Regions from separate parts of the Homo sapiens genome. Here regions 1 and 2 are each linked to region 3. Evidence: chromatin contacts called from ENCODE Hi-C data. All regions are on one chromosome and are shown on one strand. The core of a region is the stretch at or near the end of the contact, and the rest is flanking DNA. Distances in the headings are between cores, read along the strand shown. Region 1 holds the start of PDCD1LG2 (programmed cell death 1 ligand 2). Region 2 holds the start of CD274 (CD274 molecule). Region 3 holds the start of UHRF2 (ubiquitin like with PHD and ring finger domains 2).

Region 1 (3,806 bases), core at 1,195-3,694, 900 kb before region 3:
TGGATAAAGAAAATGTGGTACATATACACCAAGGAATACTATAGAGCCGTAAAAAAGAGCATGTCCTTTGCGGGAACATGGATGGAGCTGGAAGTCATTATGCTTAGCAAATTAATGCAGGAACAGAAAACCAAATACCACATGTGTTCACATATAAGTGGGAGCTAAGTGATAAGAACACATGGACACAAAGAGGGGAACAACACAAACTGGAGCCTAGCTGAGGGTGGAGGCCCCAGGGAGGAGGGAGATGAGCAAAAAAAAAAAAAAAAAAAAAAAAAAAAAAAAAAAAAATGACTGGGTTCTAGGCTTAGTATCTAGGGGACAAAATAATCTGTATGACAAACCTCCATGACACGAGTTTACCTATGTAAAATAAAAGTTTAACAAAAAACTAAAAAAGTTACCTATGTAAAACAAAAGTTTAACAAAAAACTAAAAAAAGTTACCTCCACCCAGAAATGCCTTTATTAACACTTTGGTTTGTAACCCTCCATTATTTTCTCTAGACATATAGATTTATGAGGCAGGCTAATGTGCTGAGACACTAGCTTGAGTTTCATTTGGCCTTGCTGTGAATATACCTGGGCCTTCCTTTGCTTCAGGATGCCCTAAACTGTGGCAAAGCAGAGCTGAACTGCCCAAAGGAAAGTGTGAAGAGGAGAGGCAGGCCAAGCCTGGAGAAAGGCTACCCAAGAGAGAGGAAAGGAAACTGTGGTGAGTGCACCTCACTCCTAAAGAAGGACAGGAACTCTGGTAGGTGAGGTGTGTTTTCCATAGATACTAAAACTCAAAGCCACACAGGGGACATATGTCCATTCCTCAGCCAGTCACTGTGGCCAGGAACAGAGGGTCAGGTAAGAGAATGGCAACTCCTAAGGAAACCACATGCCTGGAGCCGTGGGTGTAGAAGCAGATCCCCAGAGGAAGCACGGGTCCCACAGACACAGTCCCAACTCTTGCCGTCTAGGCAGCCACTCCCATCTGTAGGTACTACACAGCTTCGTAGTACTTCTTAAAGTACTTCTTGTTCAAGCGATGGGACGAAAAGAGGATGCAGGACAAGGAGGAGGAAAGGAGATCCTTGCTTTTGTAGAAGAAACAAGGAGGCAGGGAAGGCTTAGAGGACAGGCAAGGAGAGATGTTTTCTTAAAAACATCCTCTGTCTGAGTGTTCAGCCCCACATCTCTGCTGGTCCTACCCCTATAAGCACAAGGAAAAGGGCGGGAGGCAGCAGGAGAAGGATTGATCATTCAGGCCTATATTCAAGTTTGCCTTTTCTTGCCATGTGGTTTTAATCTCACCAATCACAAGCCTGAAGGTATAGTGGGGCCACTGAGGTCCGAGTTCAAATTCAGCCATGCAACTAAGGAAACATTGTTTGATCTTGGTCCTGTTTTCTCATGTGTAAAATGGGTCTAACTCTAAACCACACATTGCACTGAGAATGAAATGAGGCACTATGAAATGAAGTGAGGTTAGTTGAATAATGTTCCCCCCAAATTCATGTCTACTGAGGACCTCAGAATGTGACTATATTTGGAAGTAGGGTCTACGCAGATGTAGTCTAAATGAGGTCATACTGCATTAGGGTGGGCACTAATCAAACGGATGGTATCCTCATAAGAGGAGAGGAATGTAGAGATACACACAGAAAAGAATGTCATTTGAAGATGGAGGCAGAGATTGGAGTGATACAACTATAAGTCAGGGAATGCCAAGGACTTGAGGTCATGTGTTACAGAAGCCCTAGGAAATGAGTCAATTTCCTGGCACAGCACTAAGACATGCTGGTATTCTTCATTCCATCCCTTTCCCCTATTCCTAAATGTGCTCCAGGGACAATGGGGAAGCTGGAGCACATATAAGAATAGGGGAAAGAGAGGGAATAAAAGGGTATTAAAAACTCTCAAGGTATGTTAAAAAAAAGACTCTCAACAAACCAGGTATTGAAGGAACATACCTCAAAATAATAAGAGCCATCTATGATGAACCCACAGCCAACATCACACTGAATAGGCAAAAGCTGGAAGGATGCCCCTTGAAAACCGGCACAAGACAAGGCTGCCTTCTCTCACCACTCCTATTCACCATACTATTGGAAGTCCTGGCCAGAGCAATCAGGCAAGAGAAAGAAAGAAAAGGCATCCAAGAAGGAAGAGAGGAAGTCAAACTACCCATGTTTGCAGATGACATAATTTTATATCTAGAAAATCCCACAGTCTCAGCCCAAAAGCTCCTTAAGCTGATAAACTTCAGAAAGTTTCAGGATCCCACATGAACATACAAAAATCACTAGTATTCCTAAACACCAACCATAGCTAAGCCAAGAGCCAAATCAGGAATGCAATCCCATTCACAGACAAACTGCTAAAAGCAAAACCAAAACTTTCCAAATAAGCCAGGCTTTCGTCAGTTCCTCAGAACTAGTTCTGGTTTGACTCACTCTCATGTTACGGCAAACCTTAAGCTGAATGAACAACTTTTCTTCTCTTGAATATATCTTAACGCCAAATTTTGAGTGCTTTTTTGTTACCCATCCTCATATGTCCCAGCTAGAAAGAATCCTGGGTTGGAGCTACTGCATGTTGATTGTTTTGTTTTTCCTTTTGGCTGTTCATTTTGGTGGCTACTATAAGGAAATCTAACACAAACAGCAACTGTTTTTTGTTGTTTACTTTTGCATCTTTACTTGTGGAGCTGTGGCAAGTCCTCATGTGAGTAACGAGTGGGTTGAGATACTCTCATACTATTATGTTGTGGACCATGATGAGGCTGCCAGGGTGGGGGAAGGGTGGCCTACCTTCTCTCCACACCATTTGAGGCAAGAGACATTCTGCCTCAGAAATTGTGCTGAGGGGCACAAATAAGCTAATGTCCTCCTGCCCCAGATTTCTCTCACTTGTTCCTATGCATATTGTTCTTGTTGCTCAGTTTTATAAGGTGAGATATTTTCTGCACCAAATATGTGCACTGTAAAATAATATAACTATTCTTAAGATTGTCTCTCAGCTTAGAGTTTTCGGAGGCTTAATGGTGAAGAACTTAAAAATCTGTTTTCCTATGACTGACATCTGTTTGTGATTATCCATTTAGCAGACGGTGATCCCTCCAGGCTGGCCTTTGTTTACAAGCTATGCCTAAGAGGCAGCTGTTGGTGGAGGGGGAACAAAAACAAAAAACCCAAAACTATTATCTTAATAACTTATAGAGGTAATCATTATTGAACAAAAGCATGATTTGGGGACTATGGAAAGGCTTATTCTTTCCATATAAAATGATCAGCGAAAAGGTAGAAAAATTAAACAGAACTGAAATAATTGCTATTGATTGCTCACCGCCTGGATGCACTGAGTAGAAGAGCAAAGGCAATGGGTTCATGTGGAGGGGATGGAGGTGGAGAGGCTAAGCCTGAGTGAGATTACCAACTAATCAGGACTTTTAACCCAAAAATACTATGGCTCTGAGGGGCAGGGAATGAGAGACCTAAATTGACAAAATGCAGAGTAAAAATATTCAGTGTGAGCAGTAATGAGACAGTTGTATCAGGGTCAAATACGGAGTTGGCCTGGATGTCCTCCAAGCTCCTTTCCAAGCCTAAGATTCTGTGAGTGGATGAACAATCCTGGTCCTGCTGCTCTTGCCACTGGAACCTGATCTATTTGCCTTCATTATTTGAGGTCTCCCCATCATCAGGCTCTTTGTTGTCTGCTGCTTCAGGGTGTCTTCTCCCCAGATTTCTCCTGTTGGTGAGCTTTTCCATTGAACTGGAGCTCCTCACAGGCAAGAAGCACACCTTTAAGGTT
Region 2 (3,988 bases), core at 1-2,500, 960 kb before region 3:
CCTCAAAAGTGATTTGAAAGAAGGAACATCTGAGCTGGGCCCAAACCCTATTGCAATTTTATTGGGGCCAAAGAGAACTCCATGCTCCTGCCAAATCAAGGCAGTGTCAGCCTCAATAATTTCCCAGATAAAAATAAAAATCTGTGATACAATCAGAATGTGAAAATTCTTATTTTGGAAGCAAATGTCATAACCAATGCAAGGGCTATCTCAATATTCATTCATTATGCAGTATTTTGAACTGCAGTTGAAATGAATAAGAAGGAAAGGCAAACAACGAAGAGTCCAATTTCTCAATTTAGAAAAAGAGAAAAAAAAGAAAAGGGAGCACACAGGCACGGTGGCTCAAGCCTGTAATATCAGCACTTTGGCGGATCACTTGAGGTCAAGGAGTTCGAGAAAAGAGAGCACCTAGAAGTTCAGCGCGGGATAATACTTAAGTAAATTATGACACCATCGTCTGTCATCTTGGGCCCATTCACTAACCCAAAGCTTTCAAAAGGGCTTTCTTAACCCTCACCTAGAATAGGCTTCCGCAGCCTTAATCCTTAGGGTGGCAGAATATCAGGGACCCTGAGCATTCTTAAAAGATGTAGCTCGGGATGGGAAGTTCTTTTAATGACAAAGCAAATGAAGTTTCATTATGTCGAGGAACTTTGAGGAAGTCACAGAATCCACGATTTAAAAATATATTTCCTATTATACACCCATACACACACACACACACCTACTTTCTAGAATAAAAACCAAAGCCATATGGGTCTGCTGCTGACTTTTTATATGTTGTAGAGTTATATCAAGTTATGTCAAGATGTTCAGTCACCTTGAAGAGGCTTTTATCAGAAAGGGGGACGCCTTTCTGATAAAGGTTAAGGGGTAACCTTAAGCTCTTACCCCTCTGAAGGTAAAATCAAGGTGCGTTCAGATGTTGGCTTGTTGTAAATTTCTTTTTTTATTAATAACATACTAAATGTGGATTTGCTTTAATCTTCGAAACTCTTCCCGGTGAAAATCTCATTTACAAGAAAACTGGACTGACATGTTTCACTTTCTGTTTCATTTCTATACACAGCTTTATTCCTAGGACACCAACACTAGATACCTAAACTGAAAGCTTCCGCCGATTTCACCGAAGGTCAGGAAAGTCCAACGCCCGGCAAACTGGATTTGCTGCCTTGGGCAGAGGTGGGCGGGACCCCGCCTCCGGGCCTGGCGCAACGCTGAGCAGCTGGCGCGTCCCGCGCGGCCCCAGTTCTGCGCAGCTTCCCGAGGCTCCGCACCAGCCGCGCTTCTGTCCGCCTGCAGGTAGGGAGCGTTGTTCCTCCGCGGGTGCCCACGGCCCAGTATCTCTGGCTAGCTCGCTGGGCACTTTAGGACGGAGGGTCTCTACACCCTTTCTTTGGGATGGAGAGAGGAGAAGGGAAAGGGAACGCGATGGTCTAGGGGGCAGTAGAGCCAATTACCTGTTGGGGTTAATAAGAACAGGCAATGCATCTGGCCTTCCTCCAGGCGCGATTCAGTTTTGCTCTAAAAATAATTTATACCTCTAAAAATAAATAAGATAGGTAGTATAGGATAGGTAGTCATTCTTATGCGACTGTGTGTTCAGAATATAGCTCTGATGCTAGGCTGGAGGTCTGGACACGGGTCCAAGTCCACCGCCAGCTGCTTGCTAGTAACATGACTTGTGTAAGTTATCCCAGCTGCAGCATCTAAGTAAGTCTCTTCCTGCGCTAAGCAGGTCCAGGATCCCTGAACGGAATTTATTTGCTCTGTCCATTCTGAGAACCCAAAGGAGTCCTAAAAGAGGAATGGAGGAGCCTAAGAATAAAAATAGTATAATAAAACATTTCTTAGACACATTGACCTTGGCCTATGTCAAAGTTCAGTCTGGGTTTGTCTTATAACACAAGGAGTAAAAGTACCATTGTTCTACCTCTTTTTTTAATACTTGAAAAAAATTTACTGTGGATGCTTTTCTATGAATTAAATAACCTTCTAAAAAATGTTTTCATTGCTGCATTCGATTAGATTGGGTAACTAAATGAAATTAATTCCTCACTGTTGGGTATAAAGGTTATTTACAGTGGTTCTGTCTTAGCCATTCACTGAACTCATTGCATATATATCTCTGGAATATTGCTGATTGTTTCCTTCAAGTAAACTTAGAAGTGTAACTACTTAGTCAAAGAGCCTGAATATTTTAAAGGCCTTTTGAAGAAAACTGAAAATGCTTTCCAGAAAGGATGTATCAGTTGACAATGACAGTCGTCAACAGTATTTAAGGAGAACTATGATACTCTGAAGAAAAACTTAGCCTTTCTCAGTAAAAGTAGGTAGGCAGAGGCCACATGACAGCAGTTAGAGTGTGGTCTTCAAGGAAGTCACAGAAATACTGTGGGGAATTGAAACCCCATGTGGAAAATGTACAAGAGTGTCTCAGTGTGACTGAGAAGGAGGTTGGGCATGGGGTTTCATGGAGTTTAATAAAGTTTGGTCACTTAGTAGAGGTTTAATAAATCAACTGTCTTAATCTTTGATCCTACTTAAGAATTTTTTTTTTGTTTTTGTAGAGATGGGGCTCTTGTTATGTTGCCCAGGCTGTTCTCGAACTCCTAGCCTCAGGCGATCCTCCCTCCTCAGGCTCCAGAAGTCCTGGGATTACTGGCGGGAGCCACCATGCAGGCCTCTTGCTCCTACTTTTGAGAAAGGAAGTTTAACCGGTTTTTTTTGTCTTTTTTTTTTTTTTTTTGAGACAGAGTCTCACTCTGTTGCCCATGCTGGAGTGCAGTGGTGCAATCTCAGCTCACTGCCTCCCGGGTTCAAGTGATTCTCCTGCCTCAGCCTCCCGAGTAGCTGGGACTACAGGCACCTGCCACCACGCCCAGCTAATTTTTGTATTTTTAGTAGAAATGGGGTTTCACCATATTGGCCAGGCTGATCTCGAACTCCTGACCTCAGGTGATCCGCCTGCCTCGGCCTCCCAAAGTGCTGGGATTACAGGCATGAGCCACTGCTCCTGGCTGCTTAACTTTTTCTCTATCTCATCCTCCTACCCATCCTACCCTTGGAAGATAGAGAAGTAGTATTAGTTCCATAGTGTTATACTGGGCTTCCCCCAGGGACAAACCCACTTCCCCAACCTGAATGAGCCATCACTTCTTCCCCAGTTTACATTTCATTGCTCTTTAAATGTCTCCATTCGGATATGGGAATTCACATATGGTCATAATTCTTACCTGAAGAAGATGTCAGTCTTCTTCTCTTAGACCAACTGCCCTGATATGAGGTTTAGAGGTTAAAGAACATGTGTGTATTTACATGATCTTTGTATTCTGCCTTTTCGTCCCTCACTAATGACAGCTGCACCCCAAGGAAATGGAGCTGTGGAAGAGAGGGTTTGATAAGAAATTAAGTAAATATTGGATCTAATCCATCACCCTCCAGGAAGCCTTTATTACTCCTAAAAATTTCAACCAAATTCATTAAAGGACAAGAACTCCACCAGAGTAGGCCATAAACATTGGCAAAATTAGTTGTAATCCATGACTAGATTTAATGTCCCTTTGTTTTATTCCCATATGGTTATAATGCTTTGCTTGGCATTAGGGGTATTTTAAGTTTTCTTCTGCCTAGTAAGTGAATTTGTGTTTATAATACAATAATCATAAAATATCACATTAATATTTTATAACTGTACAGTTATAAAATATTTTATAAGTAATATTTATATTTTATAAGTAATATTTTATAACTGTACAGTTAACTCTGGCCCAAGGAAAAGATAGTCTGATAGATGCTGCAGCCCCATTTTAGCAAATGTGACCTCACAGGCCTGAATGCCATCGCTATTCCACATCTACAGGATAGACGGAAAGGAAAGAAATAAAAAAATAGGTACCTAACACTGGCAAGAGGATGATGACTCATGTTATTTCACTTAACCTTTTTATCTTTTAACATGAAGGACTCATACAGGTTGATAAGA
Region 3 (3,608 bases), core at 561-3,060:
TTTTTTTGAGATGGAGTCTCACTCTATCGCCCAGGCTGTAGTGCAGTGGCGTGATCTCAGCTCACTGCAGCCTCCGCCTCCCGGGTTCAAGCAATTCTCCTGCCTCAGCCTCCCGAGTAGCTGGGACTACAGGCAACTGCCACCATGCTCAGCTAGTTTTTTAATATTTTTAGTAGAGATGGGGTTTCACCATGTTGGCCAGGCTGGTCTGGAACTCCTGACCTCAAGTGATCCGCCCACCTCGGCCTCCCAAAGCGCTGAGATTACAGGCCTGAGCCACTGCGCCCGGCCTTTCTCTTCTTTTTCATGATATACTACTGGATTTGTCTGTGCTTGTAATTATTTTAGCTGTTTATTAGTTTATTACAAAAAAATGGTACTGTACCTTTATGGGAATAATTAGCACCTATGTGAATATTTAAGTTACCGATTTTGGCAAATGTGAAGTCCAAGTTGTCTTGTTTTGTTTACGTTTATATCCTCTCTCCCTTCTTGAGAAGACATATTTTCATTTAAAATAAACCCACTTGGCCGGGCGCGGTGGCTCACGCCTGTAATCCCAGCACTTTGGAAGGCCGAGGCGGGTGGATCACGAGGTCAGGAGATCGAGACTATTAGCCGGGCGCGGTGGCGGGCGCCTGTAGTCCCAGCTACCCCAGGGAGGCTGAGGCAGGAGAATGGCGTGAACCCGGGAGGCGGAGCTTGCAGTGAGCCGAGATCGCGCCACTGCACTCCAGCCTGGGCGACAGAGAGAGATTCCGTCTCTAAATACATACATACATACATACATACATACATAATAAATAAAATAAAATAAACCCACTCACCCCCACCCCGACTCCCCAGCTGTAGCAGGGAAGGATTAAGAAGGCGGGGTGGGGGGTGGGGGAAGCCCTGTTAGGTAGTGCTGCGTTGGGCCCACTTCTGAGGGTTTAATCCTAGTAGGGTCTTTGGAGTTCTTTCTTCGGAGGCGCGTAGCTCTGCATTATTTAAAACTGTTTCCCGCAAACCCGCAATCCCTTAGGCCAAAGGCACCCCTAACGCGGAAAGTCTACGAACGGAAATGTCCGGAGTTAGAGAGCGGCCTTTCGGGCAGCTGCCCCGACTTCTCCAAGGCCGGAGGGCCGGCTGGGAGCGCTGCAAGCCAGAGAGGGCGATCCCAGCGGGACCCGCGGCCTGAGGATAGGCCTGGAGCTGCCGCCTCCGCCAGGCGACGGGAAACCCTCGGAAGTGGGTTTCCGCGCGAAAGTAGCATTGCGGCCAGGCGGGAAACGTGTTCGCGAAGCAGGAGGGCCCCCGGGGCCTTTCCCGGGCGACCCGACCCGCCAGGCCGCGTGGCGGGAGCTTTCCTGTTGAGCGCGGTGGAGCGCACACATTTCCTTCAGTTCTTTCTCGGAAGTTTAGGCCGCACCCACCCGCGCCCCCTTTCCAGGATTATACAAGTGCACGCCAGGGTTTCTTATTTTTGGTGTGTTTTTGAGACCAAAGAACCATATCCGCTAAGCCTGAGGAGGCACCCGCCCCCTCAGCTCTGAAACGAGGCCTCAAAACGGCAACCGATGTGGTAGCCGCGCAATCTTCCGAAACCCAAAGGCTAGAGGGCGTGCCCAGTGGCCAGGTGCAGGCGGTGGGGCAAGTAACGGCTTTTGGTAGCCCCGCCCCTCCGACCCGCCCTCTCCGCGCCTGCCCATTTTCGTTCCCTCGGGTCTGTAACCCTCTCCCGGGCCGCTTCCTCTTTAAGGCGGAGCCCGGCGTGGATCTCGCGAGATCCGGCTTGGCGCCGTGACCTCCATGTGGGAGCTCCAGCTCTATAAGTAAACACTCTGCGCGGCGCAGACATGGCCTCTTCCTATCTTTGAGGCGGTGTCTGCGGCAGCGCCTCAGAGTGGTTCCGGTCGTCTCTCCTCAAGTCGGCTAGTCGGGCGCGCGCGCTGAGAGTCGTCGCCGCCTGTCGGGCCCGGCGTCCGGTCGGTCCGGTGGGCGCGCTCGCCCGCCTGCCGCTGAGGGCCCGAGCCGCAGGGAAAGCGGCGCGGGCCGGGCGGGGCGCGGCGCCCAGAGCTCAGGGGGAGACAAAGGGGACCGGTTCCTCTCTAGGCGCCAAGATGTGGATACAGGTTCGCACCATTGATGGCTCCAAGACGTGCACCATTGAGGACGTGTCTCGCAAAGCCACGATTGAGGAGCTGCGCGAGCGGGTGTGGGCGCTGTTCGACGTGCGGCCCGAATGCCAGCGCCTCTTCTACCGGGGCAAGCAGGTGAGGCGCGCCCGCCGCGCCCCTAGCGAGGCTGGGGGCCGGAACAGCTGGGCTCCTCTGGACGCACCGGTCCGAGGGCTCTGTGCGCCGCGCGCGCAGGGCTCACCTGGCTCCGCTGCGGGTGGGCAGCCCCCGCGAGGCGCGGGGTGCGGGGCCCAGTCCCGCCGAATGGTGGGGAGTGGGTCCCTGCCAGCCCCAACTGGAGGTGCGCCGCGCGGGGTCAGAAGTGAGGGCGTCCGGAGCGCAAATATCTCGCCGTTTGTATTTGGTAGGACAGCGGCCGTAGGCACTGGGTGCCCAGGTCCCTCGCTTCCCGCGCTCGGCGGGGCCTGGGGCCCCCAGAGGGCGGGGAGGGCAGAGGGCTCTGGCGGCCATGCCACCGCGCGGGAGACCCGGAGAGCTGGCTAACCCGGCTGAGCGTTCGCCTGGCTTCCGCGGCTCTTCCGCGTCTTCGGCTCTCAAACAGGGGAAACTCGGGCATTGAGCTCTCAAGAATAAGAACCCTAACTCTGCTTCCTGACTGTGGTAGGATTCGCGCAAACTGAAGATTCGAAGGGTTTCCAGAACTTCTGGTCCCTCTCCCTCGCCGCCTTTCCTAGGTTTGGAATGTCTCGAGGGAGGTTAGAGACCTGGGCATGAAGAAACTGTCGGTTTAACCGGGGGCCGGGTTTACGAATGCCCTATATAAGCCAAGAGTTTTATTCCCGAAGTGAAAAGGAGTGTAAGACTGTTTGCTTTTCTTACTTCTCGCCTTCTAATACTCATGTCGTTCACGCTTTAAGCATAGCACTGCAGCATAGCCAGCGGTGCATACTTGAAGGCTGTCTGTGGGCATCTCTGGTATTTTTATGGTCTGGCCAGTCTAAGTTTTTTTCCTATTCCACAAGTCTCTTACAATCTATATCCCTAGCCACTCAGACCCATCGTATTTTTCTTTGTCTTCATGTTGTTGTTAATACACTAAAAAGTTGGCATCCTGAGTTGATAGACCACAGTTTGGCTCCAATCCTGTGGTTTTAAATAAGTGTAGCTCTTTGATTTGGTAGAAGTAGCCTACAGTTGCAAACTACTTAAAAGGAATATTTTCCTCCCCTTCACAGGCTTAGTCTTCGAAGACTGTCCAGAAATTTCATAGTAACAAATTACACTTTGGGAAGGAGAGAGCTTTTTTTTCCCCTTTCCTTCTCTCTTTAAAATAATGTTATAGCACCTTTGATTTGTGTTTGCAGCCAGTTTTGTACTGACTTCTTAGTGTTTGACTTGTAAAAACAGGTATTTAGTTGTAAGCTTTGCTTTTGAAATAATTGTACACTTGTTAAATACTACATAGATTTGCTTTGCTGTGCCTCAAGT

The links. Hi-C counts contacts between places; a loop is a spot of excess contacts on that map. Pooled maps may share reads with other maps.
Region 1: a pooled map shows a loop between it and region 3 (4-fold over the local background). The contact joins the promoter of PDCD1LG2 here to the promoter of UHRF2 in region 3. A Hi-C loop is called at or near these places in 2 of 37 single-sample maps with no recorded cell type and 4 of 50 pooled maps.
Region 2: a loop to region 3 is called in a map with no recorded cell type, with 23 times the contacts of the local background. The contact joins the promoter of CD274 here to the promoter of UHRF2 in region 3. A Hi-C loop is called at or near these places in 5 of 37 single-sample maps with no recorded cell type and 11 of 50 pooled maps.

What each region holds. Positions count from the first base shown.
Region 1 is chr9:5,508,087-5,511,892 of GRCh38, forward strand. It overlaps PDCD1LG2 (programmed cell death 1 ligand 2), which reads left to right and starts at 2,445. Exons shown (of 7, transcript NM_025239.4): 1 at 2,445-2,717. The region is part of intron 2 of INCR1 (interferon stimulated noncoding RNA 1); the gene reads right to left. RefSeq lists enhancers at 993-2,192, 2,134-2,213, 2,274-2,333, 2,494-2,543.
Region 2 is chr9:5,449,292-5,453,279 of GRCh38, forward strand. It overlaps CD274 (CD274 molecule), which reads left to right and starts at 1,251. Exons shown (of 7, transcript NM_014143.4): 1 at 1,251-1,305. RefSeq lists enhancers at 1,028-1,077, 1,368-1,527.
Region 3 is chr9:6,411,389-6,414,996 of GRCh38, forward strand. It overlaps UHRF2 (ubiquitin like with PHD and ring finger domains 2), which reads left to right and starts at 1,811. Exons shown (of 16, transcript NM_152896.3): 1 at 1,811-2,255. The coding sequence starts at 2,103. RefSeq lists silencers at 1,529-1,668, 1,949-2,128, 2,199-2,628.